Linked DNA regions of Homo sapiens: region 1 is linked to region 2. A link is a contact called in ENCODE Hi-C or POLR2A ChIA-PET data. All regions are on one chromosome and are shown on one strand. The core of a region is the stretch at or near the end of the contact, and the rest is flanking DNA. Distances in the headings are between cores, read along the strand shown.

What was found. A loop is a pair of places that touch in the nucleus more often than their neighbours do. ChIA-PET counts read pairs that join two places held with the same protein, here RNA polymerase II (POLR2A). Pooled maps may share reads with other maps.
Region 1: a loop to region 2 is called in a map with no recorded cell type, with 11 times the contacts of the local background. The contact joins two enhancer-like sites. A Hi-C loop is called at or near these places in 8 of 37 single-sample maps with no recorded cell type and 12 of 50 pooled maps. POLR2A ChIA-PET finds 5 or more read pairs at or near these places in 6 of 52 experiments (AG04450, activated B cell, activated CD4-positive, alpha-beta T cell and 3 more).

The regions. Positions count from the first base shown.
Region 1 is chr12:11,764,355-11,769,674 of GRCh38, forward strand. All of the region lies in intron 2 of ETV6 (ETS variant transcription factor 6), which reads left to right. Among named protein-coding and RNA genes, the nearest start is that of ETV6, 120 kb to the left of the region's middle. RefSeq lists enhancers at 1,648-1,727, 1,738-1,817. Within about 2 kb of position 2,202, at least 25 of the 41 ENCODE cell types and tissues checked have a DNase peak (open chromatin) inside an H3K27ac peak, as active enhancers do.
Region 2 is chr12:11,977,211-11,982,573 of GRCh38, forward strand. No RefSeq gene overlaps it. Among named protein-coding and RNA genes, the nearest start is that of BCL2L14, 91 kb to the right of the region's middle. Within about 2 kb of position 4,026, at least 5 of the 41 ENCODE cell types and tissues checked have a DNase peak (open chromatin) inside an H3K27ac peak, as active enhancers do.

The DNA of each region.
Region 1 (5,320 bases), core at 952-3,451, 210 kb before region 2:
TGAGGCCAGGATGAGCAGTCTGCTACTTACTGTGCGTGGCCATTGCTCTCAAGACATTGCCATCATCAGTCTTGGCCAAAGAAGGTCAGGTCTCCTCTAGTACACTGGCGATTTGAGAATGTGCAAGTCATCTGCATTTCTTTGACAGGAGTAGTGAATTTGGGAGTATAAATCTGAATCCTTAAGCCTTTCAACCATTCTCACTAAATGTCTTTACTTCAGGGATGATCACGTTTGATCGTAATGCCAAGATCTTGCAGATGTATAAAGGGCATGGTAATCCAAGTCTTGAGTTGAAGTAAGTGGTCAGGAAAATCTTGACCCTTGGGGAAGGAGCTACCAGAGCTGGGTGGCCTATGTGTGTGTGACAGGGAGGAGGTGTGCAGAATTTGGGGGAAAGATCCTTTGTAGTTCTCCATGTGGAATAATAACTTCCATTTATTGAGTGCTTATGGTAGGCGCTTTTCACATGTATTGTATCATTTAACCCTCTAGGCAGTCCTGTGAACTGGGTTTTATTATCCTCATCTTACTGATGAAGAGTCAAACTTAAAGAGGAAAAGGAACTTGACCAGAGTCACAGAGGTGGTAGGTGGGAGACAGGTCCATCCAATATACACCTTGCCTTCCAATAGAAGCCAAAGCCCTATTGCCTAATCTCTTCACTTTAAGAACATGAAGAATAGTGTTGAGTTCCCCTTTGAGATCTGACTGTGGTTAAAGCTTCACAAATTTCAGAAAAACAGAATAACTCACTAAAATAAAAATTTAAAGCTACCCCACAGAAAACATCTACCACAACCCAAAACTTCAGGGTTTATATATCCAGATTTTAGTGAACTATATGACTCTCCCTAGTCCCTTGCTCTGTCTCCTGGTAAATACTGTCCCTTTCAGAGCCCTGGCACATACATAGTGTAATAAGATCAGACCCCATCCCCCTACCATTCCAATGCAATCTAATTGCAAAGTGAAAATCCAGGGCCGTCTTAGATCCTCATCTGTCTACGTCTCTCTTGGTCCCCACTGCTTGATACGCAGTCTCAGGTTCAATACCATTCTCTCTTTTTGTGCTTTAGGTCTCTGTATTGTTTCCTTTTCACCACTTTTTTTTTTTTAATGAAGTGATTTTAAATGGAAAATTAAAAACTTAACTGTGAATCTGGCAGTTTCCTGCTAATGCCTCTTTGCTAAGAAGCTTCATAAAATACTGTATCTTATTCACTTCAGCACAGCTGCTGTGGGCTCTCACCACTTAACCATTCACAATATGTCTGAGAGATTAATTTTTGTAAGGCTGTGGTTTGAGATATCTCCCCCTTCCTTGTTTTACTTAAAATCCTCAGTGGGAAAGCGTGCATGGGGAAAAAAAAAACCACCACCACCCTGGATAAAAGGTACTTTGGTAACATACGTGCTTTAGGAACTATAATTTGTCATTTTATTTTCTTGTGCCCTCTTCATTTGAAATGCTGCAGCCTTTCTGCCAGAAGTCTCAAGTTTGTGTATGAGACTGAGGGGGAAACGAGAGTAGGTACCTTGTGCTGAGACTGTCCTGGGACAGTCCCGTGGTGGGTGTGAGCGTCTGTGTGATGCAGGTATGCTTATTTCTTCATGAAAGCCGCAGGTACTGGTTGCCTCTCGCAGGGTTAAAACTCTTGGCGGCTCACAGGAGGTGATGAAGAGCAAGGGCACGGGAGAATGAAGAAGCAGGAGGAAGGTGTGGGCCAGGGTCGGTTTCGGTGGGGTCCCCACTTGCTGGGTGAAAGCTGAACTGTTTATCCACACATCCCAGCAGCAGCAGAAAGCCAAGGGGTGTTTTCAGGACTCAGCTGCCAAAGTTTCTTGAAGCAGCTCTGCTCAAAGGCATATGCTGGGCTCACTTCTGAGGGAAATTTCCTTTTTGGGGAAGTTGAAGCAAAGGAATTTCCTGTGTGGGCAGACAGAGCTTCCTGACTTGAAGGCTTCTTGGAAGGGAAACAGTTTCATAATGAAATGACAAATTAAAGACATACCAGCCGGGTTCACTTCAAAACAGCTATTGAGAGTGCAGGCAAAGCCCTATTATACTCCCTCACAGAACAAAAATAAATCCCATCCTGACAGGTTTCTGTATGCCGGATTATATCCGTCCCCCCACACCTTTCTTCACAGCCTTCTTCATGCTTCCCTTCCTCCCACCCCCGCCATTAGCTGCCACCAGCTCCATCTTGAACAGCTCTCGAGAGCAGCCGGCAGCCAGGCCGGGAGCCTGTTTCTTGCTCCCTTGCTTTGTGGCTTTGCCCATCCCTGACCTGCGTGGAGGCCTTATAGGTTATGTGACAGCCCTATGCTGCCAAGACACAGAAATGACCTCTTTCCTTCCCCTTTTGACATAAAGCAATGATTGAAGACGTCTTCAGCAATGGGGTGGGGGCGGGCAGTCAGGGGAGAATGCAGCCATTTCCTCAGGCCGGCCTTTAAAATCTTGAAGGCAGTAAATGTAAGTGCTATTCCGGTCTTGGGAGCTGGGTCTGAATTCTTTGCTTTGTTGAAGGAAATAGGGCTCTGTGCTGGGTGGACGATATTCTTGTACCTGAACATGTCATTTTCTTCAGTTCCATCAGCCTGCATGTGGTGCTTTGTTTTGTTTCTGAAATTGACATGATGATGCCTTAGGAACTAAATTTTTTTCTTTAATGGAACAGGCTAGGAGAAAGAAGGATGGCGGTATCATTTGGGGCGTGAGAACAGTCATTATTAATTAGGCTTAAGTTAATGAAATAAAAAAGGCACAGGCTTTGAAATCAGTTGTCTAAATTTAAGGGCCAGCTCTAACAATATACAACCAGCAATGTAACCTTGAACAAGTCACTGAACCTCCCAGCCTCAGTTTCCTTATCTCTAAAATGGGTACAGTCATACCTTTTTCACATTGTTGTGAGGAAATTAGATTATGATTTCAGAGGCACTTTGTGAATTCCTATAAGCCTTCATACTTCTTATTAAACCACTATTGGGATCTCTGGAGACTGAAATATAGTATTAGGCTAAGACAGCAGAATTGTAGAATTTGTAGATCAATTTGGCAAATATTTAGTAGAAGTCTTCTATGTGTGCAGCATGGCTCGACTCTGTGGGGGAAAATAAACAAGTGGAAAGTTTCAGGTGGCCGCATGGTATAGCAGAAAGAATATTGGACTTGGGGCCAGGAGGCCAGGGTTCAATCCTGGCTGTCACTCAGTTGCCTGTGACTTGGTATGAACTGTTTAACCTTGATGAGCCTCAGTTGCTCATCTGTAAAACTGGGAGAAATCAAACTCTATGACCTTAATAAACTCTGTCCAACTCTAACATTGTATAATCAGTTTTAAGAGGTTTTTGCCTTTAGCAGCTGTTTATAGGATTTATTCTAAAGAGTAGGGAAGAAATATTCATTGTATAAGAGCTTGTCTGATGAAGAAGATTGCATGAAAAAGCTACACTTTTTTAATAAGTATATCTGATGTAAACAGGAAAAATGGGTGCTTGCCAGATATGTCATCTATAGCAACTTGTTTTGAGGGGGTCTCTGAATGCTGACATGAAAATGACTAGGATCATGGGTTGAACGTGAGTTTGCTCAAGAGAAGGTTCTCTTGGGGCTTTGGTTTACTTCCTCCCAGCTGCTCCAGGGAACACTCAGGATATTTCCAAATGGCTGCTCATTTAAGCCATTCCCGTTATGGTTCTCCTTGTCCAAATTGGCTTCCATGGTACAGTCCCAGTGTTGACTGGTTCTGCTAATTTGATTCTTTTTTTTTTTAATGTGCTGATATGTAGTTTTAGGACTGCTGCATTATTGTTCCTCTATCTTTCCGTTTGTATTAGTAAAGAACTATTAGCAATTTTGCCTCAGTCTTCTAAGCACGCTTTTTGATTGGAGAAAACCAAGGTACCAGAAAACTTAGATACCATGTGGAAAGTCACAGTTTACTGGGTGTGTACTATGTGTTACTAGTGCTTTAATAAATTTCCTCATTAATTTTATTCTCCCAGCAAGCCTGGCAGGTAGCTGATAGTATCTTTGCTTTACACATACAGAAACTAGGGCTTAGAGATGGTAAGTAATTGGGTCAAGGCCACAGAACTGGCTGGTAGCAGAGCCAGAATTTGAACTCATGTCTGCCTGCTCCAAAGCCTGTGTTCTTTATCCCCTCAGTGCACCCCTACTGTTTTGACTGCTGTTAAATTGACCTTATGCTTAGAACCGAAGTCAAACCCGTACCAGGGCTGCAAAAAGAAACAAAATTAACCTCATAGTCTGCATACTCTCGAAATGGCAAAAAAGCCTGCAACTTTCCGTTGTGGAAAATAATATACCTGGGTGATAAACTGAGCAAACATCACCCTTGCCCTTGCCTCTGAAAGAGAGCCTGTTCTAGTTCATCCTGGGGCCAGCTTGGCCTGGAACCCCACTGGCCAGCTCTGTCCACACCTTGCATATTAGGACAGAAATCTGCCTACCACATTCCAGCTACATAAAGAAGGTGGCCAGCACCTGACTGCCTCTTTCTCCTTGTGAAATTCCTTGGAAATACCATTTGTGACTGCTTGGGCTTGTTCTGAAGAAAATTCAAATCTTGTTCTGTTTAACAAGGATTGATTGAAGAACCCGTAGGCTCAGTGCTAGTACAAAGATAAGCAAGGAAGGAACTCAGAATAAGAGAGAAAAAACTTGGATAATAATTATCAAAACCAGTATTTATTGAGCACCTACTGTGCCCAGTAGAGTAGTAATTACAGGAGGTAAATATCTAAAACTTACATAGCTCTTCACAGAACATACATCTGTTCTTGCTTCTGTGTTTGATTTTATTAGCTTTCCTCTGTACACATAAGCTTTTAGTGTATGTCCTATTATTGAAGTCCAGAGTTTTATTATTTTTCACTTATTTGGGCATAGATAGTTCCAGAATTTACTTGTCTTCCTCATTCTCATTGTTAATCTCATTTTTCTTCCCTGGAGAATATGGACTTTCAAAACTATTTTTCAATCAAGGCCAAAATATTTCTTAAAATTCACTTCTATTTAAAACACAGATAACATCCAGGAGAAAATCTGAGAAGAAAAAAAAAAACGATTTTGATGGTACCTGATTATAAAAGACTCACAGTACTAAGTTATTCTTTGGCACGTGTAGCAAAATACTATGTAGGTGTCATTTCGAGTTCATAGTAAGGGGAGAAATGGTGTCATTTTTCCTGCAGAGAAATTTAATCTTTCACTTTAATCTTTCATTGGCCTATAGCAGCCAGTGGGGTCTTTTAAAAAATTCTTTTCCTTCATATTCCCCGTTTG
Region 2 (5,363 bases), core at 2,776-5,275:
CTAAGGAAAGAATTCTCACTGCAGCATGATTTAAGATAGCAAAAATTGAAGGAAAAATAAATAGCCATCAATATTGGAAAAGTAAAATAGATCCTGGTGAGTTATTTTTCAGTGATTAAAGATAAGTGGTTTCAAAGAATATGAAAAAAAAGATTTTCAGCCTAAGCAATGTAGTGAGACCTCATCTCTACTAAAAATAAAAATTAAAAATTGTCCAGGTGTGATGGTGCACACCTGTAGTCCCAGCTACTTCGGAGGCTACTGGGAGGATCGCTTGAGCTTGGGAGGTCGAGGCTGCAGTGAGCTACAATCGAGCCGCAGCACTCCAGCCTGGGTGACACAAGCTGAAAAGAAAAAAAAAAATTCACAAATTCTCAAAAGAAATGGCTTGTATGTCAAACACCAAATTCTTTGTGAGCTCGGGTAATATAAAAACACACCAGCAGTGTAGGCCGAGCGCGGTGGCTCACTCCTGTAATCCCAGCACTTTGGGAGGCCGAGGCGGGCAGATCACAAGGTCAGGACATCGAGAGTATCCTGGCTAACACGGTGAAACCCCATCTCTACTAAAAATACAAAAAATTAGCCGGGCGTGGTGGCGGGCGCCTGTAGTCCCAGCTACTCAGGAGGCTGAGGCAGGAGAATGGCATGAACTCAGGAGGTGGAGCTTGCAGTGAGCCGAGATCGCGCCACTGCACTCCAGCCTGGGCGACAGAGTGAGACTCCATCTCAAAAAAAAAAAAAAAAAACAAAAACAAAAACACCAGCAGTGATTAAGTCTGGGTTGTGGGATCATGAGTGATTTTGTTTACTTATTTGCACTTTTCTCTATATTCCAATCTGCCTATACTGACAACTTACTACTTTCATAGTTTTTAAAAATCTTTGATTTTATAAATTAGCCCATAAGTAAATTTGCTTTCAGAGACTATCCTGCATAGAAAAGGTGGAAGGTGGAAATCCACAGGTGCAATTGAAACATGGTCAGGGGGCCAGGCGCAGTGTCTCAAGCCTGTAATCCAAGCACTTTGGGAGGCCAAGGTGGGCGGATCACCTGGGGTCAGGAGTTCAAGACCAGCCTGGCCAACATGGCGAAACCCCGTCTATACTAAAAATACAAAAATTAGCCAGGTGTGATGGTGTGTGCCTGTAATCCCAGCTACTTGGAAGGTTGAGGCAGGAGAATCACTTGAACCCATGAAACAAAGATTGCAGTGAGCCAGTGGGCGACAGAGCAAGGCTCCATCAGAAAGAAAGAAAGAAAAGAAAGAAAGAAAGAAAGAAAGAAAGAAAGAAAGAAAGAAAGAAAGAAAGAAAGAAAGAAAGAGAGACAGAGGGGGGGGGAGGGAGGGAGAGAGAGAGGAAGGAAGGAAGGAAGGAAGGAAGAAGGCAAGAAAGGCAGGCAGTGGGGGATCCGGAGTCTTGCAGCTCTGGCTTCTAGCTCCATCCATGCTGCCTTCTGGGTGTGCTTTGTGTCAAGGCCTTGACTGGACCTCATTCCTCATTGTTACAGGGAAATGGCAGGCTACCTGTATGCACTAATGATCCTGAGCCCATGTTCCTCAAGAGTGCCATCCCAGGGCTGGGCTGCAGCCGTCTAATGTGCATTAACAGTTGATGCACATGAGGCAAGCATCCAAGAAAGGATTCTACATTTCCTGCCAAGCATGGGAGAAGGTGAACCTGGATAATGCTTGCACTTGGGAAGCTAAACACAATTTCAGCTTCAAGGAAACCCCCAGATTGCAAAATTCTTGGACAGAAAGCAAAATATATCTAATATTTCTGCCACCATCTCTGTGAGTTTTCTGCCACCATTCTCCACCATGACCTCTGATCTGTCTAGCAGCCTGCTGGATTTCACACGAGCAAAGCTAAAATGGGAGGAAAGAGGGCATATGAAAAAAAAATTAGATTGACAGAAAACCCAGAGTCAATAGGACAGTCTAGACTCCCCAGCTTGTAAACTATTCATAATGACTCACTCAATAGTCAGGCATTGACAACAAGCTGAATGACTGTGGACCTAGAGCTACAATATTGGCAATGTTATCTTTAATTTGAAGAGCTCAAATAATTCTGGGAGGCATTAATCAGGTAAAGAAACACTTGCCCTGGATCAAAAATTAGTGTCAGTTGGTTACCAAGGATGGGAATATGGTTAACCATATTCTTTTATTTCCCAGGTTATTGTCATAACATCTCTGTATAATTTTATATACCCATATGCACAAGTGGCCAGAAATCCCTTTCTAGCCAGCAGGGACCCACAAGGTTCTGTTTAGCAGATTTATCCCAATAATCTATCCTCATTAATACTGTATAAGAAACCACCTAAAAATCCAATGGCTTAAAACAACAAGGATTTCGCTGGGTATGGTGGCTCATGCCTGTAATCCCAGCACTTTGGGAGGTCAAGGTGGGCAGATCACCTGAGGTCAGTAGTTCAAGACCAGCCTGACCAACATGGAGAAACTCCATCTCTACTGAAAATACAAATTAGCTGGGCATGGTGGTGCATGGCTGTAGTACCAGCTACTCGGGAGCTGAGGCAGGAGAATCACTTGAACCTGGGAGGCAGACATTGCAGTGTGCCAAGATCACGCCATTGCACTCCAGCCTGGGCAACAAGAGCGAAACTCTGTCTCAAAAACAACAACAACAACAACACAAGAATTTAGTCTCACGTCTACAGGTCTGCAAGACTGACTGTGGTTCAGCGGCTCTAGGCTGAGCAAGGCTACAGTTCGGCTGTGCTTAACGCCAACCTGTCCTTAGCTCCAGCCTATAGGTTGAGCTGTAGGCAAGCGTGTTCATTCTGGGCCTAAGCTGAGTGGATAACAGCTGCCTGGGGAAAGTTCTTCCCATCATGGTCACTGAGATACAAAAAGATCAAGCTTTAATGCGCAAGCTCTTTTCAAGCCTCTGCCATCACATCTAACAAGTATTCTTTTTGGCCAAACCCAAAGTTAAGGGGCAAGAAGGACACTCCTCCCACCATGAGGTCACAGCAAGGGTGTTGATGAATAATTCTCTTTAAGTGCTGTGATGAATTGAGAATAGCAATTCTATTATCCACTGTGATGGTTAAATCTCCACTGGTTAAATCTTGACCAGTTCCTCTTCTGACTACTTCTGATTTTCTCCTTTGGCTTCCCAGACCACATGCACAACCCCTGCAGGTGAGCCAGAATGCCAAGAAGTCAGCATTATAAGGCTAAATAGAGAAAGAACAAGTTTTCTTTTTGGAAAGTTCCTCCCAACCTGCGATGTGTCAAGACATCACCATTAATTGGAAGGGGACACGATTATGCAAAATAACTGAGTATAAAGAACTTAGAGACAAAAGGGGAGTGAGGGGAGGAAGGAGATGTAGCAGTTTGAACTATACGAGGTTTAAATTAATTTCAACCAAAACATAACAAGCAAAGGATGTTCTCCTGATTATCTTATGTTTACTATTATATTTCAAAGGCAATACATGCTTATTGTGTGTGGGGGGAATCAATCTAGTGAGTAGAAAACACAACCATCTAAAACCCCATCACCCCTAATTAGCTGCCATTCAAATCCTTTATACATGGACTACTTTGGGCATTGGAAATCAAGGTGCTGCTACCTAAACAGTGTCGTGAAAATTTTAAGGCTCTGAGAAAATGTTAAGGCCATTTGAACACCAGAAATTCTTGTTCTCATCTCTCAACTACAAATGCCTAGGTGAGTTCTCGCTTACAGATTTTTTTCAAATTTACAGTATATGCAATTTATTTATTTATTTATTTTTGCAAAAATGGGGTCATCTATTACATACCACTTTTCACATTAGAACAATTTTCCTCATCAACAAAGATATGTCTATATCATCATTTTAAATTCTGCCTTATATTTCATTTATAAATTACCATAAATTACTTAACCAACACCCCATTGATGGAAGTTTAGGTTATTTCCAGTTTTTCACAATTACTTTCTGCATGCATAATAACTCACGTCACTTCATATACAAACTGAGGCATTTATTTTCATTTTCAGATCTAAGAAATCTAAGCAGTGCCTTATTGACAATAAATAGAACCACCCTTGTGGTGTTAAAATGTGGGCAGCAAGAAAGGAAATAGTGTGGTTGGGTGGAGATTAGTCATTTTTGAAAGAGCACGTATGTACATTTTGCACGTTGGTGACAATTCACTCAAAATTTTAAAGAACCCAGCTTAAGTTTTGAATCAGCCTGAAGCACTCCGAACTTCAGATGCTCATCTCAGCCTCTTAAGTCTGCCAACCAAGCTGGAGACAAAACAAGATCTGGCTCCCTGGTGGCCGCCTGGGAATCCTGCCCTTGGCGTCATTTCTGGAAGGGCAAAAGAACCCTACGGACTCTTGTATCACTAGGATAGAAATGCCACCCAGCTCCTCAGCCCATCTCCATCACCATGGCAGTGGGGAGGGGCCTAGGCATTATCAGAATGGGTCAGGACTAGCTCAGAGCCAGTGTCAGGCTGGCTGACTGTAAACTAAGCCAGGCTTTCAAGGGAAGGCTTTTGAAGGAAATAAGCCAACAAAACAGCATCAGAAACTGAGGAACCATTCCTTCTCCAACTCTACCCCCCAAGAGATACCAAGGTCACACAGGATACAGCAGTTGTTGAAATTATTACTGCTATGGAACAGAGCTTTTTTGGCACCGGAAGAAGTCATTCTCTTCTGTCAACCCTCTTTTCCTTTCCCTTGGATTTTCAATCCTCCCCATAGAAAATCAAGACCGCCCAGCAAAGAACATGCTTACCCAAAAGACCACAGTGCCATTCAGAAACAAGAAATTCCAACTCTACCATACATATAACCTTCTATCCATCCTCTGACCTTCTGACTTCATAATGTATCTTCCCAAGATAAATAGATGCATGGCATGTTAAAGCCTAGGAGGACCATGGAGATTGTGTCAATATCTTTATCCTTCAGTGAATAGATGGAGGCCTCAGAGAGGATGAGCAACCTGCCCATGGCCCCACAGAATTGGTGGCAGAGCCCAAGACTGTTGGCCCCCAACCACACTGTCCAGACTTCAAAAGCTGATCCTCTTGCCAATGCCCCCACACTAGTAACAGCCTTTTTGCCTGAATGTCTCTCAGTGATGTCATGAAGACAAATTACTGTCTAGCTGTATGGTTCTTTAGTCCTTGCTGTATGTTATTGTACCTGGCAGGCCCTCATGGAAACTAAGCTGGAAAGAAATGAAGGAGCTCAACTTGGTTAAAACCATTGACAGAACACTCATCCCCCATCTTTTGCTCTCTAGACAACCGCAGGTAAATGTGAGGCGTTTGAGAGAGTTAAGCCTTCTGTATCAGTTAAGCTAAAAGAAC